Regions from separate parts of the Homo sapiens genome. Here all the other regions are linked to region 3. The links are chromatin contacts, found by Hi-C or POLR2A ChIA-PET in ENCODE. All regions are on one chromosome and are shown on one strand. The core of a region is the stretch at or near the end of the contact, and the rest is flanking DNA. Distances in the headings are between cores, read along the strand shown. Region 1 holds the start of CDK2 (cyclin dependent kinase 2). Region 2 overlaps RBMS2 (RNA binding motif single stranded interacting protein 2). Region 3 holds the start of PAN2 (poly(A) specific ribonuclease subunit PAN2).

Evidence for each region. A loop is a pair of places that touch in the nucleus more often than their neighbours do. ChIA-PET counts read pairs that join two places held with the same protein, here RNA polymerase II (POLR2A). Pooled maps may share reads with other maps.
Region 1: a pooled map shows a loop between it and region 3 (4-fold over the local background). The contact joins the promoter of CDK2 here to the promoter of PAN2 in region 3. A Hi-C loop is called at or near these places in 2 of 37 single-sample maps with no recorded cell type and 6 of 50 pooled maps. POLR2A ChIA-PET finds 5 or more read pairs at or near these places in 6 of 52 experiments (AG04449, CD4-positive, alpha-beta memory T cell, CD8-positive, alpha-beta memory T cell and 3 more).
Region 2: a loop to region 3 is called in a map of heart right ventricle, with 2.5 times the contacts of the local background. The contact joins the enhancer-like site here to the promoter of PAN2 in region 3. A Hi-C loop is called at or near these places in 1 of 168 maps with a recorded cell type or tissue (heart right ventricle) and 2 of 50 pooled maps.

What each region holds. Positions count from the first base shown.
Region 1 is chr12:55,965,339-55,968,960 of GRCh38, forward strand. It overlaps CDK2 (cyclin dependent kinase 2), which reads left to right and starts at 1,492. Exons shown (of 7, transcript NM_001798.5): 1 at 1,492-1,786; 2 at 2,519-2,596; 3 at 2,711-2,831; 4 at 3,440-3,610. The coding sequence starts at 1,671. It overlaps PMEL (premelanosome protein), which reads right to left and starts at 704. Exons shown (of 11, transcript NM_001384361.1): 1 at 598-704. The coding sequence starts at 673. RefSeq lists an enhancer at 1,183-1,262.
Region 2 is chr12:56,592,602-56,595,994 of GRCh38, forward strand. It overlaps RBMS2 (RNA binding motif single stranded interacting protein 2), which reads left to right. Exons shown (of 14, transcript NM_002898.4): 14 at 1-3,393. It overlaps BAZ2A (bromodomain adjacent to zinc finger domain 2A), which reads right to left. Exons shown (of 29, transcript NM_001300905.2): 29 at 2,995-3,393. Among named protein-coding and RNA genes, the nearest start is that of BAZ2A, 36 kb to the right of the region's middle. Within about 2 kb of position 1,675, at least 20 of the 41 ENCODE cell types and tissues checked have a DNase peak (open chromatin) inside an H3K27ac peak, as active enhancers do; they include heart right ventricle, where a contact is called at or near this core.
Region 3 is chr12:56,332,569-56,336,052 of GRCh38, forward strand. PAN2 (poly(A) specific ribonuclease subunit PAN2) reads right to left here and starts at 1,432. Exons shown (of 26, transcript NM_014871.6): 1 at 1,294-1,432; 2 at 245-640. The coding sequence starts at 526. RefSeq lists enhancers at 1,268-1,437, 1,563-1,782, 1,700-1,869 and cis regulatory regions at 1,337-1,368, 1,353.

The sequences.
Region 1 (3,622 bases), core at 242-2,741, 370 kb before region 3:
TTCTTTCTCCACTTCCAACTCTCCTCAGAGCAGCACGGGACATTCCAGACCCTCTCACCACCCCACCCCCGCCCCTTGCTCCTGTCACGAGGCCCAATCCCCCAGAGCCCTTTCATGTGATGCTCAGCTGAGACCCCTCTGCCTATCTCTCCAGCCCCAGAACAAAAGGTCTGGGCTGTGTTCACCCGTACCCATCCCAAGAGGAGAGGATTGTATCTCCTTAGTGTTCTTACCCAATACCACATTCTCTGACTCCCCACTTTAAATCTCCTACCCCAAGAGACGTTTCCTAAAAGAGTCTCCTGCACATTTCACCCCTTTGGAGCCCGTGCTCCAGCTCACTGCCAAGGAAGCCTCAGAATCAGTGCCACAGAGACCTTCTATCCTTCTGCCCCTCCAAGCATATGAGATTATTTTCAGGCAAAATCCCAAATCTCCATGTAGGGAGGGAGCCCAGGTGCCCACATCCTCACTAAATCAAATGAGTGGGAGACGCCTGAAATATTGCCGCTATCTCCCATTAGGAGGACAGAAACCAGAGCAGGGGGAATTCATCCCCAAGTTCACACCTGCTCATGTCCACATATCCACACATACCTTTTGTAGCCCCCACAGCCAGCAAAGCACCTATCACAGCCAAATGAAGAAGGCATCTTTTTAGCACCAGATCCATTGTGTTCTTCCCTCCAGCAACCAAAGGCACTGGGGGGACTGGGATAGGCCCCTATATAAGAAAAGGGTGCTCATTTGCATAGCCCTTCCTCTTCTCCCTCAGAGAAGGCCTGGGAGGGGCCGGAGGAGAGGAAAAAGGAAAAACTGACAAAGGGATCCTGGTCCCTAGACATTGCTTTCCCATCCTGCTACTCAATGACAGTTTCTGGTTTCACTGGGTCACTCTCATCTTGATGCACTCCCGGGCAAGAGCTAACTGAAAGGCAGCTGCGTAACACATACCAGACACAACAGTTTATCATGGGAGAGTGAATTAAACCAGGAACTTCTCAAAAAGACAGAAACAGAACCCTGCATCCCAAAACAGAGACAGTGTCGGGGTATGCTATGAGGCAGAGGCAACGACTCCTCTGAGGCCCAGGATTCCTTTGCAACGAGATTCCCGGCTTCCTGGTTTCCAAAGGAGGCTCCTGGGCCAGGTGGAATTTAACCTTAGGTCGATACATATTTTCCCCAGGATTGGTGAAAATAGTGAGTTAGAAATCAAGAAATCCCTACAGACTAGAGACATAGGTAGGAAACTTGGACCCAAAGCAGGTACTTGGGAAGAGTGTTCAGCCGCCCCACCGGGGAAGAAACTTGTCTAGCCCCCAAGAACCAAACTTGCCTGGGGCGGGATCATTTGCGGGGAGGAGCGCTGGGCTCGCCCCCCGGCTCTGACGTTGACCAATAGAAAGGCCTGGGGGCGGAGCCAGGGAAACGCGGGAAGCAGGGGCGGGGCCTCTGGTGGCGGTCGGGAACTCGGTGGGAGGCGGCAACATTGTTTCAAGTTGGCCAAATTGACAAGAGCGAGAGGTATACTGCGTTCCATCCCGACCCGGGGCCACGGTACTGGGCCCTGTTTCCCCCTCCTCGGCCCCCGAGAGCCAGGGTCCGCCTTCTGCAGGGTTCCCAGGCCCCCGCTCCAGGGCCGGGCTGACCCGACTCGCTGGCGCTTCATGGAGAACTTCCAAAAGGTGGAAAAGATCGGAGAGGGCACGTACGGAGTTGTGTACAAAGCCAGAAACAAGTTGACGGGAGAGGTGGTGGCGCTTAAGAAAATCCGCCTGGACACGTGAGTGGCCTCTGTACCCGGGACTCCTAACTGGGGACCTCCTTGATTGTCCCCCCCAACCCCCCACGGGCGGGTAGCCGTCCAGGGACCGGAAGAGAGCAGGGAGGGACTTCTTTAGAAGTGGAGAGGTGGGTTGGGGGCCAGTAGAAGGTGAAGAGTATACTTATACTCCCTGGGGAGAGTATAGGGTGGTGTGGAATCCATGGAAAACTTTCTTCCCAAACTGAGCCGGATCGTGCCCCCAAATGTGCGACTACAGACTCGGGGAGAGAAAGGAGGTCTCTGAGATGAGGTCCAAGACTCTCCATGGAGTGGAGTTATGTGGGAACCGGCGAGAATCGCCTTTCTGAATGAAGAGCCCTCTTCACTGCCCCACCCTCACCTTAGAATTCTCTCCTCTTTCCAAAGAATGGCAGTTGAACCTCACTGGCCCCTCTGGGGAGGCTGGGGGCTACTCCTGCATTTTTTCCCCTCCATTACAGTCTCCCTGCTTCACCTTCACCAGGCGGCTTTACTTACCTACCCCTGGGAAAAGAGGAGATAATGGCCTTAATATATCCAAAAACCACACCCTGACTACCCAAGAATTAGCTCTTACCATCACCCTTTCTCTTCTCTCACTTTCCTAGGGGGTGCTGGGTGGTGTCTCCTTGGGGGAAAGAAATGACTAGGTGGGGGGGAAAGGAATATTTGTAACCATATTCCCATCTCTGCTTTCCCAACCTCTCCAAGTGAGACTGAGGGTGTGCCCAGTACTGCCATCCGAGAGATCTCTCTGCTTAAGGAGCTTAACCATCCTAATATTGTCAAGTAAGTATGCGTCTGAGAGGTGATCCAGCTGGAAAGGAGGATAAGTTCTGTCTGTACAGTGTGGGCATTTCTCTCTCTCACACACCTCCATTTCCTCAAACTTTCCTTCTCTAGGCTGCTGGATGTCATTCACACAGAAAATAAACTCTACCTGGTTTTTGAATTTCTGCACCAAGATCTCAAGAAATTCATGGATGCCTCTGCTCTCACTGGCATTCCTCTTCCCCTCATCAAGGTAATGCTTCTCATCAGCTCCTCTCATCATGGGCATGTCTTGGGGGACTGGTGGCAGGCAATTCAGGGTGATATTTTATGATTTTGGCCTCCTTCTGAGCCCTCATCTCCTATACACACACACTCCCCTTCTTTTTGTGTCTCCTTCCCTGCTCATTATATTCATTAACCCTAGGGTTGGACTGAACAATCAAAGTTGAAACTCTAGTGAGTCAACCTAGCAACTCAGGTGGGAGGTCAGATGAAACTCAGATAAACGGGATTTGAGAGCACTTGGTAAATTCCTCCAAAAAGCCCTTCCATTTGGTGGAAGACCTAGCTAGTGAGTCCCTATTGTCTATTTTAGGGCTGGATTCTTCACTCCCAGAGCTACTTTCAATCTATTAACAAACATTTTTTCAATGCACAGGATGTAGAAAAGGGATGGAAAATTGAGTAAGACTTGGTCCTTATCCTCTCTGGGCTGACAGTCCATTGGGAGAAATAGCTTGTAAATATGTAACTATAATCCAACATAATAAAGGCTTTAGTAGAGTTTTAGGGGCACAGAGCAAACCCAGTCTGCTCACTGTAATGGAGAAACACAGTCCTCTCTTTCTCCTTTGTCAGAGCTATCTGTTCCAGCTGCTCCAGGGCCTAGCTTTCTGCCATTCTCATCGGGTCCTCCACCGAGACCTTAAACCTCAGAATCTGCTTATTAACACAGAGGGGGCCATCAAGCTAGCAGACTTTGGACTAGCCAGAGCTTTTGGAGTCCCTGTTCGTACTTACACCCATGAGGTGAGTCCCTTT
Region 2 (3,393 bases), core at 425-2,924, 260 kb after region 3:
CCAGGTTCAAGCAATTCTCCTGCCTCAGCCTCCCATGTAGCTGGGATTACAGGCACCCACCACCATGCCCGGCTAATTTTTTTATTTTTAGTAGAGATGGGGTTTCACCATGTTGGCCAGGCTGGTCTCGAACTCCTGACCTCAGGTGATCTGCCCGCCTTAGCCTCCCAAAGTGCTGGGATTACAGGCGTGAGCCACCGCGCCCGGCCTTTATTTTATTTTTTAGAGATGGTCTTGCTGTGTCACCCAGGCTGGAGTGCAGTGATGCAGTCGTAGTCTACTACAGTCTTGAATTCCTGGGCCCAAGGGTTCTTCCCACCTAAGCCTCCCAAGTAGCTGGAAGTACAGGCACATACTACCAAGCCCAGTTCGTTATTTTAAGTTTTTGTAGAGACAGGGGTCTTACTATGTTGCCCAGACTGGTCTTGAACTCCTGTCAAGTGAGCCTCCCACCTCAGCCTCCCAAAGTGCTATGATTACAGGTGTGAGCCTCCATGCTTGGATGAGATGTTGTTTTTAATGTTTTTGGTTTTTTGGTTTTGTTGTTTTGTTTTTTTGAGACAGGGTCTCACTCTGTGGCCCAGGCTGGAGTGCAGTGGCACCATAATGGCTCACTGCAGCCTCGACCTCCCAAGGCTCAGGTGATCCTCTTGCCTCAGCCACCCCTTCCCCGGCCACCAAGTAGCTGGGACTATGGGCTTGTGCCACCATGCCTGGCTAATTTTTTTATTTTTAGTAGAGATGGGGTTTTACCACGTTGGCCAGGCTAGTGTCCAACTCCTGACCTCCAAACAGCTAATTTTTGTATTTTTAATAGAGACAGGTTTTCGCCATGTTGCCCAGCCTCGTCTCGAACTCCTGGGCTCAAATGATCCACCCACCTCGGCCTCCCAAAGTGCTGGGATTATAGGCATGAGCCACCACACCTGGCCTTTTCAGTTTTTTTATTTTTATTTTTTCTTTGAGACGGAGTCTCGCTCTGTCGCCCAGGCTGGAGTGCAGTGGCGTGATCTTGGCTCACTGAAACCTCCATCTCCTGGGTTCAAGCAGTTCTCCTGCCTCAGCCTCCTGAGTAGCTGGGATTACAGGTGCCTGCCACCATGCCTGGCTAATTTTTGTATTTTTAGTAGAGACAGGGTTTTGCCACATTGCCCAGGCTGGTGTTGAACTCCTGGGCTCAAATGATCCACCTGCCTTGGCCTCCCAAAGTGCTGGGATTACAGGCGTGAGCCACTGCACCCGGCCCTTTGTAGTGTTTTTAACTAAAGAATTTGTAGAGTTGCCCAGGCCAGGAAGCCTGGTGGCTCTAAAGGGTAATAGACCTTGTCAGTAACAGATAAGGAGTGGTAAGAGGACATTACTCATATTGAAGATGAAGACCAGACTTTGCTGCTTCACAGGCCATGCGCTGGGTTGGGCCACTTCAGCTCCACTCCATTCGTTTTCCTTTCCTAACTTGACAATCAGCTCACTCACCCTCCCTTAGTGCCTCCAGTGCCTACTCCTGTCACTCCAATGTCAACCCATTGGGAGTTGAGGCCTGTCACTCCAATGTCAACCCGTGGGCTGTTACTTTGCGTCATATGATGCTGTGAGAGGCCTTGCTGGAATGTCCTAGGAATCCCTAGTAGCAGTGGCTATTAGTCTTCTAGAAAAGAACTATTGCTGCTGCCTTGTGCACATGCCCCACCTTCTGGGCAAGTGGCAGCATTGCGCTCATGAGGGGCTTTGCATTCTTAGCCAAGGGCAATAAACTGGGTGGGTGATCTGGCCCAAACTTGCCCCTAGGCTCTGCTAGCCCTGAATCAGCAGGCTTCAGAGACGAGGGTGGGTGTTATAAAAGCCAGTCTGTAAAGGGTAAATTCCAAATCTTGTGCCTTGTTATACCAATCCTTCCTGATTCCCGTTTAAACCAACTACTCTATTTCTGTGCTGCCTACATTTTCAATCCTCCCACGCATTAGCAAATTCCTGAAATTTCCTCATTTGGTAGGCCTTCCATAGGAGTCAGCTATGGACTTCCATAGGAGTTGGCAGCTAAAACCAGACTGTGAGCTTCTGTCTCCGTTCTGATTTTTGCTGCACCTCCCAGGGGACAGTCCCCACATGATTACAAAAGCCAGGTGCCCTCATCACCCGTTACCCCTGACCTGTCCACTTGTTTTGAATAAACCTTCATTCTCCAAGCAGATCCCCAAACTTCCTTGTCCTTGTTACACGTCTACCTCACAACCTCACAATTCAACAACAGGTAAATACCTGGATTCACTGATTTCTTTACTGTCCTTCTCTGAGGGTTGGGAAGGTGGGGGCTAGAAAAGGCTCATAATTTTTAAACTCTTGGGAATTAAACTTGGGAATTTCTATTCCTACAGTGTTTTCTCTGGGATTTTTAGCTCACTGATCGCCCTAGAATAGTGTGAACTCTCCAGATAGGTCCTGCTGTGATAGGCCAGGGGAGTAGGCTGTGCAGTGACGGCTTAGGGTAATAAGTAATGGTTGGAGGACACCAGCATAGGAGCAGAGTTTAGAACTTAAGAGGACAAGAAAGCTGCTCAGTGGCTGGCGTATAGCTGTGAAGGTAACCAAACACCAAAGAGGGAGTCTGTCATTTTTATAAGGCTGGAAGCGAATGTTCCTTTTCTACCTTAACATACAGTTTAGGGGGTTGCACCAAGACAAAGTTTCCAGGCTGGAGGGTAATACATATCCAGCGCGAGTGAAGTCCCCACTCCAACATATACCCTTTTTGGGTGGGTAAACACCTCTTTGCATGTGGACAGAAAATGTTTATACTTAAACAGACATATTTTGCATATTTTTATCTGGAGACTTCTTCTAGTTTTATACTCTTCCCACATCTATGCCAATGCCACCATTCTAAAACTTACACTCCTTTTCTACCCCTGGTCTTTTCCTTGTCCTTCCCTACAACTTGGTAGAGGTCCATTTTGTCTTACTTCACACTTTTTTTTTTTTAAATAAAACACAAAAGTCTACGTCTTGGTGTCTTATCCGTGAGTGGGAAGTGGTAAGCTGGTGATGGTCCCATATTTGCTATGACAGGAACACAGAGGTGGCAGCTTAGGAAGCTGGGGCCACATCTCACAAGGCAGGACCTGGATGCACTGAATCCCCCTTTGCTCCAGCAACTCAGCCAGACATTTAGGCAGGAGCACTAATGACCCTTTCCATCCACACAGAGGGTATGGAACAGGAGCCCCTGTTGTTCCCTTGCCTGTGGTCTCTTAAGCCAGTCATACCTATCCCAACGCCGTCTCCCCCTCAGGTGTGTAGAAGGGAAGATGAATACACAGAGTCTTTTGAATCTCTATCAAATGTGGTTTTTTTTATTCAACAACTGACAAGCACTTTTCTACAGCTGCACTTGTG
Region 3 (3,484 bases), core at 182-2,681:
TGGCCTAGGCGACAGAGCAAGACCCTGTCTCGAAAAAAAAAAAAAAAAAAAGGGATGCCTCCTGAGAAAGAATATGTCATTTACTCCTAGATCCTAGATTCTCCCTTTATCCCTCCAACCAGACCCAGCTGTCTCATCACTACAACTCCTCGGTACTGGCTATCTGCAAAGCAGCTTCCTTGGGTTAAGACCAGATAAAGACCTTCAACATCTTTCAACCCTCACAAAGGGGTACAGTTCTTACCCCGTGGCTCCCCACCCACAGCATCTCCTCGTGCAAGTCAAAGTGGGAGACGGAAACAGGTACACCCACTTCAGCCACCACGCTGTGCAATTCAGAGTAGACACCTTCCATTATGTGCACTGATTCCTGGACGGGAAGAGCCTCCAAGGCCACTCCCTCTGGGTCCAGCTCCACATTCTGTAGCAGACTTGGGTTCAGGTGGGCATCCAAGACAGGGTCCAGGGCAGAATGCATGGCTGGGGCATATTCTGCCAGTCCAGGGTCCAGACCCTCAAAGTTCATGATGACGATGGCAGCTTACACCTGTGTCACACCCTCCCTTACCACAGTCCCTTTAGATGCCTGACCCAACCTTCAGCAAGACAGCACCGATGGGCCTAGAATGGACATCCTGGCCTGTAAGGGGAAAGAGGTAGCTGAGTCAAGGGTAGGCCCAGGTACTGGTACTTAGGGTCTTCTAGGTTATGGGGGCAGGAGGGAGATGAGGCAGGCATGAGGGATGAGACTGCCAGCCAAAGGATGAAGCAGGCGGGGGAGGGATGGGCAGTGGGGGTGGAGGTGGTAGAACTGTTGTCCCTATCCCTCCTCCGCTAGGCCCTCTGTACTCTCCACCACCCCATTATCTAACCTAATCCTTGACTTCCCTTTCTTCTCACTTCGGACTGCTCACTTGCCTTGTTCAGCCCTGAATCATCAGGTGAAGGGAGCGAGAATTGCGGGGGTTGGAGTTAGGTAGAGGGATTTAAGGTGCTTTCTCCCAGAATTGGGGGTGAAAACGGGTGGATTGGACGGTGGGGAGAACGAGAAGTCAGTTTCCTAGAATCCTCTCCAATAGCTACCCAGGATTCTCTAGAGGAAAACAATAATGGCCAGTTACCCACAATTGGGGCGGGGGCAGGGGAAGGTGACGGAAACGGCTAGTTACCCAGAATTCTCTGGGGGAACCAGAAAAATCGGTTATCTAGAATTCTCCCACGGCAGCGGTGAGGAGGGGGATAGGGCAAGGGTCAGATGTGTTCCTGGGATGCTTACGGGGAATGGGTCATTACCAAGATTTCTCCATGGCGGATATTTTGGAGCGCGTGGAATTAGAACGAGTAGGGGGAGCGCAAGCGCTGTCAGCTCCGCGGGAAATTCCAGTTTCCCCAGTTCTCCCCCACGCCTAGGGCTCAACCTAACCACTACGGCGCCAAGGACCGGGGTCCGAGGCGCTTCTTCCAATCAAGAAGGGCTCGGGGCATATTTTAGCCAATCAGAAGGGCTCCGGGCGCATCTAAGCCAATCAGAAGGAGCCAGGTACGGCGACCCCAGGAGAGAGCGTGTGACGCACGCGCCGGAAAAAGAGGTTACGGGGCGCCGGTGGGACAAACGCAGCCAGACGCCGGACTTGTTGGGTGGCGTTAGAAAGTAACTCTGTTTTTAGTCTTCTTGAACAAAATTACGTCTAGGTTTGAAAACCAAACTTTTATGCTTTCTATAACTTTAGGAACTCTAAAATAAGGGACACACAAGGCAAAGCACTAGGAGTCGCTGTTGGGTATTCCCAGCGGGGCTTAGTCTACCTCCTCTTCCTGCGGTGCCCTAGTGAGCCACTCCGCCACCTCTGACCCTGTTGCCCCCAAAACTCGCTGGCATTTCCTATTATTTCCAGATATGGGAGAGAAAAAAAAGGAAGCGGGAGCCGGACTCCTGACACAGTCCAAGTGGCTGCATCTTCTACAGGCATCCATCTGAAACTCCCATCCGTGATTGTTCCCTCCCCAGAGACCCCGGTAACATTCCCGGGTAACAAGATGCCCCTGGTTATCAAATTCCCCTAGCTCTTGAGGCTGGCTGGACGTTATCCCTCAGAGGGGGATGAGCATGGCAAATTGGGACTTGTTATTCTGAAGGATTCGTGGGTCCTGTGAACTCTAATTACTTTGAAATGGGTCTAGGTTGTGAGATGTCTCAGAGCACTTTAGCTCAGCTGTTATTACTGTTTCTAAAGGCCACATAAAGGGACTCTGATGGGAGACATTCCTCATGGAGGATTCAATTCTATAACATTTCTCTCAATAAAGGCTGGTAAATAGACCTTCATTAAAGGAACCAAGAATTTAAATTTCTAGGACTCAGAGGGGTGGGGTCCTATACCCAGTCAGAGATCCTACCTAGAGCCTAGACCAAGAGAAAAACACAGATGGTCTCTCAAACTGATTTGATCTGACTTCGCAGGTCATTAGATATAGAATCTCCGAAAAAGGTGGATGCTGAGAGACATAGACAGTTCCTACACTTTAAGAAATCTCCATCTTGAGGTCTCAAATTGAGAAAGACTTAACAGACCCATGAGAGTTACAGATCCCTAATAACCTGGGCTAAATAATCCATGTCTGCCGGGCGCAGTGGCTCACGCCTGTAATCCCAGCACTTTGGGAGGCCGAGGTGGGCGGATCACCTGAGGTCGGGAGTTCGAGACCAACCTGACCAATATGGAGAAACCCCGTCTCCACTAAAAATACAAAATTAGCCGGGCCTGGTGACGGGAGCCTGTAATCCCAGCTACTTGGGAGGCTGAGGCAGGAGAATCATTTGAACCTGGGAGGCGGAGGTTGCAGTGAGCCGAGATGGCACCATTGCACTCCAGCCTGGTCAGTAAGAGCGAAACTCCGTCTCAAAAAAAAGAAAAAAAAAAAGAAAAGAAAAAAGGATACTGTGAGGAGACACAAGAGCATCCATGACATAGATTATTTAGCTCAGCTGTAATTACTGTTTCTAATACAGTAATATTAGATGGTGATCTGCCTGCCTCGGCCTCCCAAAGTTCTGGGATTACAGGTGTGAGCCACCGCGCCCAGCCTTTTTTTTTTTTTTTTTTTGAGACAGGATCTCACTCTGTTGCCCATGCTTAAGCGCATTGGCCCTCTCACTCACTGTAGCCTCAACCTCCTGGGCTCAAGCGATCCTCCCACTTCAGCCTCCCAACTAGCTGTAACTACAGGCACTGGCCACCAAACCCAGATAATTTTTTTTTTCCTGTAGAGGTGGGGTTTTGCCACGTTACCCAGGCTGGTCTTGAACTCTTAAGCTCAAGCGATCCTCCTGCCTCGGCCCCCCAAAGTTCTGGGATTACAGGCATGAGCCACCATACCTGGCGTACAGTATCCAGTGTAATGCAGTGATTAAAAATTCAGGATCCAGACCGGGATGGTGGCTTGTGCCTGTAGTCCCAGGGGTGGAGGTTGCAGTGAACGGAAA